Linked DNA regions of Homo sapiens: region 1 is linked to region 2. Evidence: read pairs that join two places in POLR2A ChIA-PET (ENCODE). Cell type or tissue: Caco-2. All regions are shown on one strand. Links, peaks and the distances in the headings refer to the core of each region. The heading gives the core; the rest is flanking DNA.

Region 1 (5,367 bases), core at 316-5,315, 270 kb before region 2:
ACCCCACTAATACCTTCCCACCTCTGCGCAGAGGCAGAGGCTCAAGGGTGCTGCTGCCACGTTGTTGATAGAAAAACAATAGCAACGAATGTGACAAATTATGACAACTGATGGAACAGACTTTCACGAAACCATGAAAAAGAACAAGCAAAATCTATCTGAGCAGAGCCAGAGATCTCTCGATAAGTCAGGCAAGACAGAGAGAGGGCACAGCTGGGCGCGCCAGGCCTGGCTGTGTGCTCCCCGGGATGGCTGTGCCTGGAGCGTGTTTGAGGACCCGTGAGAGCGCTGAACATGGACCCTTGAGGAAGTGGTGTGAAGGGAAACTACTTCCCCATGGCTTGTGTCCCTATTTTGACAGTGGTCAATAGGTCACCGGTTGGTCACGTCCCCAGGAAACCCAGACTTGGAAGCTGTCACAGATGCCTGGATTACCTCCACTGCCAGAAAAGGGTGTGTGTTGGAGGGGGTGTCTTTCACAATATATTTTTAATTTTGACTACTTCAGAAAAGAACAAAGCAGGCCAGTTGTGGTGGCTCACGCCTGTAATCCCAACAGCTTGAGAGGCTGAGGCGGGCAGATCACTTGAGGCCAGGAGTTGAAGACCAGCCTGGCCAACATAGTGAAACTCCGTCTCTACTAAAAATACCAAAAATTACCTGTGTATGCTGGTGTGCACCTGTCGTCCCTGCTACTCGGGAGTCTGAGGCACGAGAATCACTTGAACCTGGGAGGCAGAGGTTGCAGTGAGCTGAGATCATGTCACTGCACTCCAGCCTGGGCAACAGAGCGAGTCTGTCAGAAAGAAGGAAGGAAAAAAGGAAGGGAGGGAGGACCTTGTCTCTGGAAATGTGGTCCGGGGGTTCAGGTGCAAGGAAGGGAGAATTTCACACTTCCCGAAGCATGTGATTTTCTTCCGTCTAACCACACAGGAATGGTTTGCTTTTACTTAAGGACAACTAAGCACATCTCTGAGGAATGCCGCCAGCCCCAGGGCTGGGCACGGGAGTCTGGATGGGGTGGCCTTCATGGTCTCTGGCTTCACCCTAGGAACAGAACTGGCAGCCCAGAGGCCCCTCGAGGCCCTGCTCACTGCCAGGGCGGTTGGCCATGACAATTTGAATGTGGACATGTGGAGGCCACATGCCAGCTCCAGGCTCAGTCCGGCTGCTCCAGAAAGCCCAGCCTCCAGACATGCTATATCCTCAGGCCTCCTCCAGGGAAGCCCAGGAGGTCAGGCCCAGGTGACCCGTGGGCAGCCCCCGGAAGGGGCTTCTTTTTCTCTTTTCCTCTGATGGACAAGGAAGTAGAATGTGCAAGAGTTAATGCTCGGCCAGGCGCAGAGGCTCACGCCTGTAATCCCAGCACTTTGGGAGGCTGAGGCGGGCGGATCAGGAGGCCAGGAGATCGAGACCATCCTGGCTAACACCGTGAAACCCCGTCTCTACTTAAAAAATACAAAAAAAATTAGCTGGGCATGGTGATGGGTGCCTGTAGTCCCAGTTACATGGGAGGCTGAGGCAGGAGAATGGCGTGAACCCAGGAGGCGGAGCTTGCAGTGAGTGGAGATGCACCACTGCACTCCAGCCTGGGAGACAGAGCGAGACACTGTCTCAGAAAACAACAACAACAACAAAACAACAACAACAACAACAACAACAAAATAACAAAGAGTTAATGCTGAAGCAGATCTCTGAATTCCGAGGAGCTTGGGGAGCAGCCCAGCTCCACCCTGTATTAATGAGGGGCCTGGGGCAAGTCTCTAGCCTCAATTTCCTCCTCTGCAAAATGGGGACAGTAACCACCTCACAGGACACAAAAAGGACCTAGGACTCGTCACTGGTGGTGATTGCCAGGCTTGTCCTTTGGGGGACTTCACGTCCCCAATCACCTCACTCCCTCTCGCCTTGTCCCCCTACCTTTGAAAAAAAAATATAAAGACAAGAGCCAGGCAAAGAGTCTCACAGGGGCTGTGAGCTCAGGACCGCACGTCATCCCACTCATCTGAATCTCTAGGGCTGGGAGCCGGCAATCTTCCTAGGCATATTGATTTGAGAAGCTTCCTCCCAGGATGTATGGTCAAACCACAAAGCGCACACGGGACATGGTGGGTGATAACCCACACCAGGCAGAGCCACGACCCTTGCCCCATGCTGCCTGGCAAGAACTGACCCAGCACCCTCTAGAACCCTCTAGAACCCAGGGCTTGGGGTCCCAGTGGAGCAGCAACATCAGCCCCGCTCCCCACACCAAGCTGCTCCCACAGCCTCTGGCTTCCATGGGGATCTCTCACCTTTGTAGCTTTGGCTGGAGTCTGCTCTCAGCATCCAAGGGTGCTGCCCACAACCTCGTCCCAATTTTTCATGGAGACCACTGTCCCTCCCCAGGTGCTGGTGGGCAGTATGGGCCCCCCCATCCACACAGTGTCCCCAGGTTCCAGTGGACGGTGTGATCTCCCCAATTCCCACAGTGTCCCCAGGTCCCAGTGGACAGTGTGGCCTCCCCCATCCCCACAGTGTCCCCACTTCCTGCTGGATGGTGTGGCCTCCCCATTTCCAGTGTCCCCAAGTCCCAGTGGATAGTGTGGCCTCCCCATTTCCACAGTGTCCCCAGGTCCCGGTGGACGGTGTGGCCTCCCCATTTCCACAGTGTCCCCAGGTCCCGGTGGATGGTGTGGCCTCCCCATTTCCACAGTGTCCCCAGGTCCCAGTGGACAGCGTGGCCTCCCCCATCCCCACAGTGTCCCCAGTTCCTGGTGGATGATGTGGCCTCCCCATTTCCACAGTGTCCCCAGATCCCGGTGGACGGTGTGGCCTCCCCATTTCCACAGTGTCCCCAGGTCCCAGTGGATGGTGTGGCCTCCCCCATCCCCACAGTGTCCTCTGGGCAGGCCTGGGTCAGGCTGCATTCCTGACCCTGAGGTGTGGAACTCTCTCTCCCTGAGCTTTTGCAGAAACGTGGGGGCAACTTGCTCTCCTTCTGCAGGACTCAAAGGTGGGAGATGCTGGCCTAGAGCAGCCAGAGGCTTCCTACCGGGTGACGGGGAGAGGGTGCCTGCCCCAGAGTGAGGCCAGCAGAGACCAGACTCACAGAACAACAGAGACCAGCCACTCACTCAGCTGTGAGCCAGATGCACATAGTCTGTTTGAGGTGATTTCTTCACTGGCTACCAAGAAAAAACAAATAAAAATACATACAAAGCCCACTGGGCTGAGTCCTCCACCTGGAGAAAGCACTGCAAATGTCACCAGTGTTCAAGGGTCCTCCTCCCCCATCCAGCCCCCATCCCACCACCTTCTGCTGTGCGTCCCACAACCCTGTTCCCTAGGGGAGTGGTGGGCACAGAAAGCCCTCGGGTCTGTCCTCTTATCTTTTGCAAGCCTAGCTGGCCTCTGCTCCACCCCAGGCCTGGTTCTGGAGCACGCGTGTAGAAATGGGGCTGGCTGCTACGGCGGGCTTATCTGGGCCTGCAGGGCCGCCTTATCTCCCACAGCTTCTCATTGCCAGTCACTGGTTTATGCTTTTATGAGTGCAGTTTGCTCCTTCTAGGGAAGCACTGAGCGATCTCTGAAGGTGCCTGGCCATGGGGGCACAGGGTTCCTTCCTCCTAAAGCGCTGGTCCCATGCCAGCCCTGGCTCTGCAGCTGCTGTGGGTATCTTGCATGGGTGGGTGCCTGAGTGGAGGCTGTGGTGGTCTCAAGGGGCTTTTGCCAGAAGTGATCAGAAGAGGAGCCTTCAGGAGGGAAACCCCAGGTGGCCCCCACACCTTCTTTTGTTTGCCCATTTGATCTGCCCCACACCGGACACACTTTGATCTCACCAGCCCAGTCTCTAAGGTCCTGCCTGAGAGGGTGGGCCAAGTCCTGCACTGGAAGCTGGGAGGCTGGAATCAGATCTTCACACTGTGCCTCCACTGTCCTCTGAGCCTCAGTTTCCTCACCTGTAACATGAGCAGAAAGTTTGCAGCCACCTCGCCTGGCAGGATGGCCATGGGGAACCACAGGAGGGGAGGGGGCAGCGTCGAGGGTCCCATGGCCAGCCAGCATGGGCCAACCCATGTGTCACAGTTCATAGAAGGTCTTAGGAGCCTGGTCCCTCCCCCTCCCCCTCCCCCCAGGATGTTTGTAGGGTGAGGCAACCGGCAGGTGCCTGGTTAAGCCCTGGGGTCTGGAGAGCGGTTTCTAACTCCAGGCCCCTGTGAGCTGCCAAGACCTCCACCTCCTCCCTAGGGCCCCCGGGGGTCTGTTTGCTCTGTCTGCTTTTGAGAATCAGATTATAATGGGAGCCTGGGTCAGTTTCTGGATTTGTGGCCTCAGGACCTCCCAGAAGGAGCAGAGCTGAAGGCCAAGAGCCTGGCTCCTGTCCTGTCCTGTCACTTACTGCCCTGTGACCACAGGCAGGTCACTGCACCTCTCTGAGTCACAGCTTTCTCATCTTCCAAGCGGGGAGAGTCCTTGAAACAGGCTGCAACCATTAGATTCATTCATTCAACAAATATTTGCTGAGCATCTACTATGTGCCAGGCATGTGTGCTGGGGACACAATAGAGATCTAAACAGACAACAAACAAGATATTACTTTTAATGACAAAACTGTTTTGCCATTCATTTTAATGGCAAAAACTTTTAACAGCCATTACTTTTAATGGCAGAAACTGCAATTATTTTCGCACCAACCTAACACATAAGTAAAATGTATGGTGATGACACAAAGCAGGAAGGTTCAGTAGGGAATGGAGACAGGCACGTCTGGGGTGGAGGTGGAAACTCAATTTTCAATCGTGTGGCTAGGAAAGGCCTCTCCAAGGCAGGCGACAACTGAGTCAAGACCCAAAAGAGATGGGAGAGTGAGATGTGGAGATTCTGGGGTCCAGACACAATCACGGCATGAGCTAAGGCCCTGGGACAGGAGCTGGTGTGTGCAGAGAATGGCAAGGAGGCCAGAGGGACAGAAGGTGAGGGATCAGTACCAGGTCCAGAGAGGAGGTGGAAGGGGCAGGTAACTGGTCATGGTATGTCTTTGGCTGTGAAGCCAGTGGGATGGAGCCTGGGGGATTCTGAGCCCAAGAAAAACAGGATGGGTTTATGGGCTAGGCATCTTGCTTTTTTTTTTTTTCACACAGGTGACAACATTCTGTCACCCAAGTTGGAGTGCAGTGGAGGAATCCCAGCTCACTGCAACCTCCACCTCCCAGGCTAAGCCTTCCTCCCACCTCAGCCTCCTGAGTGGCTGAGACCACAGGTGCACACCACCATGCCCAGCTAATTTTTTTGCACTTTTTGTAAAGACGGGTTTTTGCCATGTTGCCCAGGTTGGTTTCAAACTCCTGAGCTCAGATGATTCACCCACCTCGGCCTCCCAAACTG
Region 2 (5,367 bases), core at 129-5,128:
TGGGGGTGGCCAAAGAGAACTGGGAAGAGGCCAGGTGTGGTCCGCACAGCTCTGGACTCTCCCTGACCTGGTCACTTACCTCTCCCTCCTGCCTCCTGCACTCTGCACATGCTGGCCTCCTTGCTGCTCCCCAGCCCCGTGGAGCTCAGGCCGCCCCAGGGCCTTTGCACGAGATGTGCCCTGCTGGAATGCCCTCTCCCAAATACCTGCATGGCTCACTCTCTCCCTGCCTCCCAGGCTCTACTCAGAATGTCCCCCAACAGAGGGGTCTTCCCTGATCACTGTGTTTGAAAGGGGCAGCCCCTCCCCGACACGGCCACGACCCCCACCCCTCCTCTGCTTGGTGTTTCTGCTCCCCAGCAGACAGCCTCACCCCGTCATCCCTCTTCTGTCTCCCCCCGGTAGGACGGCAGCCTCACCCTCTCTTGTTCCTCATCCCATAGCCCTACCCCTAGAGCAGGTCCAGGTATACAGTGGGTGCTCAATGTGTGTTTGCTGACTGAATGGATGAACAAAGGCAGTCAGGAAGACTCCTGCAGAGGGGGGGTCCCAGCATGCAGTGCCCTGGCCACCAAGGTCAACTTCTCTAAAATGCCCGTTCCCAGGCTTGTTCCTGGTCTGCTGGAGGTGAGACCTGGCAGGCTGCATTTTTAAAAAGGGCCTGGGGGTAAGGGCACCTTAGAGGGTGGGGAGCGTTTCTGTTTAATTTCACCACAAGTGCTGCCGTCTGCCCCTCCTGTTAGCCGAATTGTCCACATATGTCGCTCCTGGCTCCCCAGACAATCGTGCAAGGAGCACCTTGCCATTGACTCAGGAGGAGAGGAATCTTCAGTGTGGCGTTCTGTGGCTCCTCTCTGTTTTCTCCTGGAATAAAGTCCAAGCTGAACCAGGGTCAGGCCGGTAGGCAGAAAATGGCTCCCAGCTGTTTAAACTCAGCATTGGCCATGTGGCCAGGAGGGACGGGGTCTGGGAGGTGGCTTCCCCTGCCTGCAGGGTCGCTCCTTCCACAGGAAACCCTAGGGAGAATAGAGCCCAAGACACGAGCACAGCCTGCAGTGGGCCGCGAGAGTGGCAGCCCCTTCCCTGGATTTATTTTCCTAGTGGCTGGACATCACGTCCCGAGTTCCTGACGGGTTTGGACAAAGGGGACTTCTGGAGCAGGCGCCTCCTGCCCACATACACGGGGAGTGGCTCACCCGTTCCCCACACTGCCCCCACTGACCAAGGCACATTTCCACACCCACTGACTTTCTCCCCACCCCATGGGCTGCCAGTCTGCTCCTCCCAGGAAGTCTCAAGCCACAGATGTGGATAGATGGGGAGAACAAGCTCATCTGGAAATGCCCCACCTCCCCGCCCCCCTGCACCCTCCCTCCCAGGCCCCAGCCCTGGCAGCGCCTCCAGCTCCCTGGTCATACCCTTAGTGCCAGAGTAGGCAGCGCCTCTCGGAAGTGAGGAAGCCCACCCTGCTGAGTGACCCACAGCCTCAGGCCTCAGCAGCCCCTGGCCCTCATGCACAGCACACACCGCCCCACATAAGCAATGCCTCATCCCCTCCAGGGGCCTCAGGCAGGACCAGAGGCCTCCCACTCAGCCCACCTTGCCAGGGCTAGCAAGACAGCCCAGGGAGAGAACTTGCAGGCCATTCCCCGCCATGGCCCATCCTACCTGCTAACAGTGCTCACACTCAGGGCACCCCGCACGGCCCACCCCACATGCTAACAATGCCCACACTCAGCCCGCCAGGCACACGGTGACATTCTGCTGGCTTCCTTGTTTACCGCCTGGCACCAAACGCCCTTGGACTGGGTCCTGCTGTGCAGTTCCCGAACCAGCTTTCCTGCTCAGTTCCACTCAGAAACCTTTTCCTGACCTTCTCCTAGAGCCTAGCCCCATGCTGGATGCAGCATCCAAAGCCAGAGAAGCCCCAGAGGCAGCTCCCGGGTGGGATGATCCCCAGGGGGAGGGCCGCAGGGGCAGAGGCGAGGGACTGTCCTGGGCAGTGGGTCCCCACCCGGATCCAGGAGTCCTGATGCAAGGGGAAGTTTGGGCTCTGGAAGATTCAGCCATGCAGGCAGGTCCCCCAGGTCCCAGGGAGCCCCCATGATGGAAGCAGCAGGGCCACTGCCACGTCCCTTCCCAGCATGGGCAGGGGGATGACCACAGGCTGGGCCTTTGAGCTCACGATGGTCCTTTTCCTTTTGGCGATGATTTTTTAAAATTTGACATGGGCTGGCGAGGTGGCTCATGCCTGGAATCCCAGCACTTTGGGTGGATGACTTGAGCTCAGGAGTTTGAGACCAGCCCAGGCAACATAGCAAAATCCCAGCTCTACAAAAAATACAAAAATTAAGCAGTCATAGTGGTGCATGCCTGTGGTCCCAGCTACCCGGGAGGCTGAAGTGGGAGGATTCATTGAGCCTGGGAGGTCAAGGCTGCAGTGAGCCATGGTTGTGCCACTGTACTCCAGCGTGGTGACAGATCGAGACTATCTCACAAAAGATTAGCCATAGATAAGGGAGCATTCCCGTTACTCAAGAGTCAAACACTGAGATTCAGAGCAAAATTTGGAATTCTGCCTTCAGCCCACTCCTGGCCTGGAGGTCACCCAGGGTCATGGAGGGTCCATCCCAAGAGCTCATCTAATGCATCTGCAGGTGGGGTCCATGCAGGTGGGCTCGTTGGAGGTGGGGCGGCAGCCAGACCTGTGCGGCTCGGCACACGGGGTGGTGGAGTCCCCCCTTATGGGCTGTGGCTCACGGGGTGCTGACTAGCACTGGGCTCTCTCTGCAGTCATCCAGTTTGGCTTCGTCACCCTGTTTGTCGCCTCCTTCCCCCTGGCCCCACTGTTTGCGCTGCTGAACAACATCATCGAGATCCGCCTGGACGCCAAAAAGTTTGTCACTGAGCTCCGAAGGCCGGTAGCTGTCAGAGCCAAAGACATCGGTGAGTGACCCCACGGGCCGGCAGAACCGGTTCCGAGTGCGTGCTGGGTTTGGGGAGGGGGTTGCTCCTCTCCAGAAGCTAGAGCCAGAGCTGGCCAGGTGTCCCTCCTGGGGCTCTTCACTCAGCCTTTGCCGGGTGGAGCCTGGGGGCAGGTGACACAAGATGTGGAGGCTCGCTTAGCCCTGTCCCCACCCTTCCCCTCCCAAGATGCCTTGGTCACAGAGGATGTTTGGAAAGAGTGGGTCCCAGACATCTGAATGTCTCAACAACCTGCTGCTTTAGGAGGTACAAGAGACTACATTTCCTCTCTGATGGCTGGCGACACCCACCTGTAGCAATTGTGTGACCCCCAGAGCCAGGGCAAGACCAACGGGAAAGGAGTGTTGGCTGTTCAGCAAGTGCCCTCCTACATGGCATGTCATGGCATCATTTAATGTTCACAAAAGAGAAAAGGAAGGAAGGAGCCCCCATCTGTAGACAGGGAAGAACAGTCCCAGTCATTGCATGGCTTGCCTGTAGGGATCAAAGCCAAGATGCAACTCAACTCCAGCTTTTTCACCCCGTCACTAAGACACCTTGACCATGTGGAGAAGGGGTGTGAGTTTGGGAGAATGTATATTTAAGGTCAGCGTAAAGAATAACTTGGGCTGAGCACCGTGGCTCACTCCTGTAATCCCAGTGCTTTGGGAGGCCCAGGAGGATACATAGCTTGAGCTCAGGAGTTCAAGACCAGCCTAGGCAACATGACGAAACCCTGTCTCTACAAAAAAACACAAAAATGAGCTGGGCGTGATGGTGCGTTCCTGTAGTCCCAGCTACTCAGGAGGCTGAGGTGGGAGGATGAGTGAGCCCACATAGGTTGTGGCTGCAGTGAGCCATGCCCATGCCTGGGCAACAGAGTGAGACCCTGTCTCAAAAAAACAAGTAAAATTTAGCTGGATGTGGTGGCACAGACCTGTGGTCCCAGCTACTTGGGAGGCTGAGGCAGGAGGATCATGTCAGCCCAGGAGGTCAAGGCTGCAGTGAGACGTGATCATGCCACTACACTCCAGCCTGGGCAACAGAGAGAGAACCTGTCTTAAAAAAAAAAAAAAAAAGAAAAGAAAAGAAAAGAAAAAGAGTAACTTTAATAGTCAGAGGTGTCAAAAACAGAGCAGACTTCCTTGTGGATTAGTGAGCTCCCTGTTACCAGAGGCATTTAAGCAGAGACAGGGTGACGATCTGTCCAGGAGGGTGAGGGGTATGGGAGCCCCACGCAGGCTTCCACCGGAGCCAGCCATCACAGGAAGGGTGATCCCATCTTGTCTTATAGTAGGACCAATTTTCAGGGTGAAAACAAAATTACAAAAATACATTGATTTTATCTCAAATTTAACACAATTTTAGTTAAAATAGCACCTGCGTACTAATTATTGGAATAAACAAAAGGTTGAATTACATATTGGGGATATCACCTTGCTGAAATAAAGATTCCATACCAGCTTGATAAGATAGCTTTGGGTTGAGCTTTTGTAGGCCAAACATAATCTTAAGAAAATGTGGGAAATTGACCAGGCGCAGTGGCTCATGCCTGTAATCCCAGCACTTTGGGAGGCGGAAGCAGGTGGATCACCTGAGGTCAGGAGTTCGAGACCAGCCTGACCAACATGGTGAAACCCTGTCTCTACTAAAAATACAAAATTAGCCAGGTGTGGTGGGAGCCTGTAATCCCAGCTACTCAGGAGGCTGAGGCAGGAGAATTCCTTGATTCCAGGAGGCAGAGGTTGCAGTGAGCCGAGATCATGCGATTGCACTTCAGCCTGGGTGACAGAGTGAGACTCCATCTCAAAAAAAAAAAAATGTGGGAAGCTTTATCAATTGTTCCAAGGGCTTCTCCAGTCCTTGGTATTTGTGTCATTCTCGTTGGAAACACCCTTCAGATCATCTCACCCCAGTACGTGTTTTCTCCTTAAGTTGTTAGCGGTTCTGGCTGGAAGCTCCTTGATCCACACCTTGGCCCCTAGTGGCAAGCCCAGCATCCACTGGTGACCAAATTCACCAATCCTCCACTGTCTGGTTCCAAGATAACTTCAACTCTGGCTTCTCTTACGCTTGGCTGTCTTGTAGACTAAAAGAGATGAAATCGTCATTTTCACAGGTCAAAGACCATCAGATAGCAGTGATTCACCCGGCAGCTTCACATTTGCACTGCGTAAGGCCCTGGCTTTGAAAGGGGCCTGGAAACATTGGTGCTTTGTAGGGAGGGACATCCCAGGGCTCCTGGGTAAGAGGTCATGGCACTGTGTTTGGACACTTTTGCTTCCCTACATCACCTCTTCTCTGGGTGACCCAGGTAATGAAGACTCAGAACACAGACACTCTATACTAAACTGCCCTGTGAGATTTTGTTTAAAAATTTCAAAGGCTTTAAAAGCCATGAGC

The links. Peaks named below come from ENCODE experiments on the same cell type or tissue, not always from the same donor. Only the 100,000 strongest peaks of a DNase experiment are listed, where the experiment ranks them.
Region 1: POLR2A ChIA-PET joins it to region 2 with 5 read pairs; 3 of 35 experiments call an interaction of 5 or more read pairs at or near these places.

What each region holds. Positions count from the first base shown.
Region 1 is chr11:69,902,303-69,907,669 of GRCh38, forward strand. No RefSeq gene overlaps it. Among named protein-coding and RNA genes, the nearest start is that of FGF3, 86 kb to the left of the region's middle. RefSeq lists an enhancer at 3,272-3,773. In Caco-2, for the core only: no CTCF peak of the experiment used is centred there; DNase peaks (open chromatin) are centred at 3,439, 3,819 and 4,167.
Region 2 is chr11:70,168,094-70,173,460 of GRCh38, forward strand. It overlaps ANO1 (anoctamin 1), which reads left to right. Exons shown (of 26, transcript NM_018043.7): 22 at 2,794-2,946. It overlaps LOC101928473 (a long non-coding RNA gene), which reads right to left. Exons shown (of 4, transcript XR_950276.3): 3 at 4,876-5,053; 4 at 4,058-4,251. Among named protein-coding and RNA genes, the nearest start is that of FADD, 33 kb to the right of the region's middle. RefSeq lists enhancers at 2,440-2,941, 2,942-3,441. In Caco-2, for the core only: no CTCF peak of the experiment used is centred there; no DNase peak of the experiment used is centred there.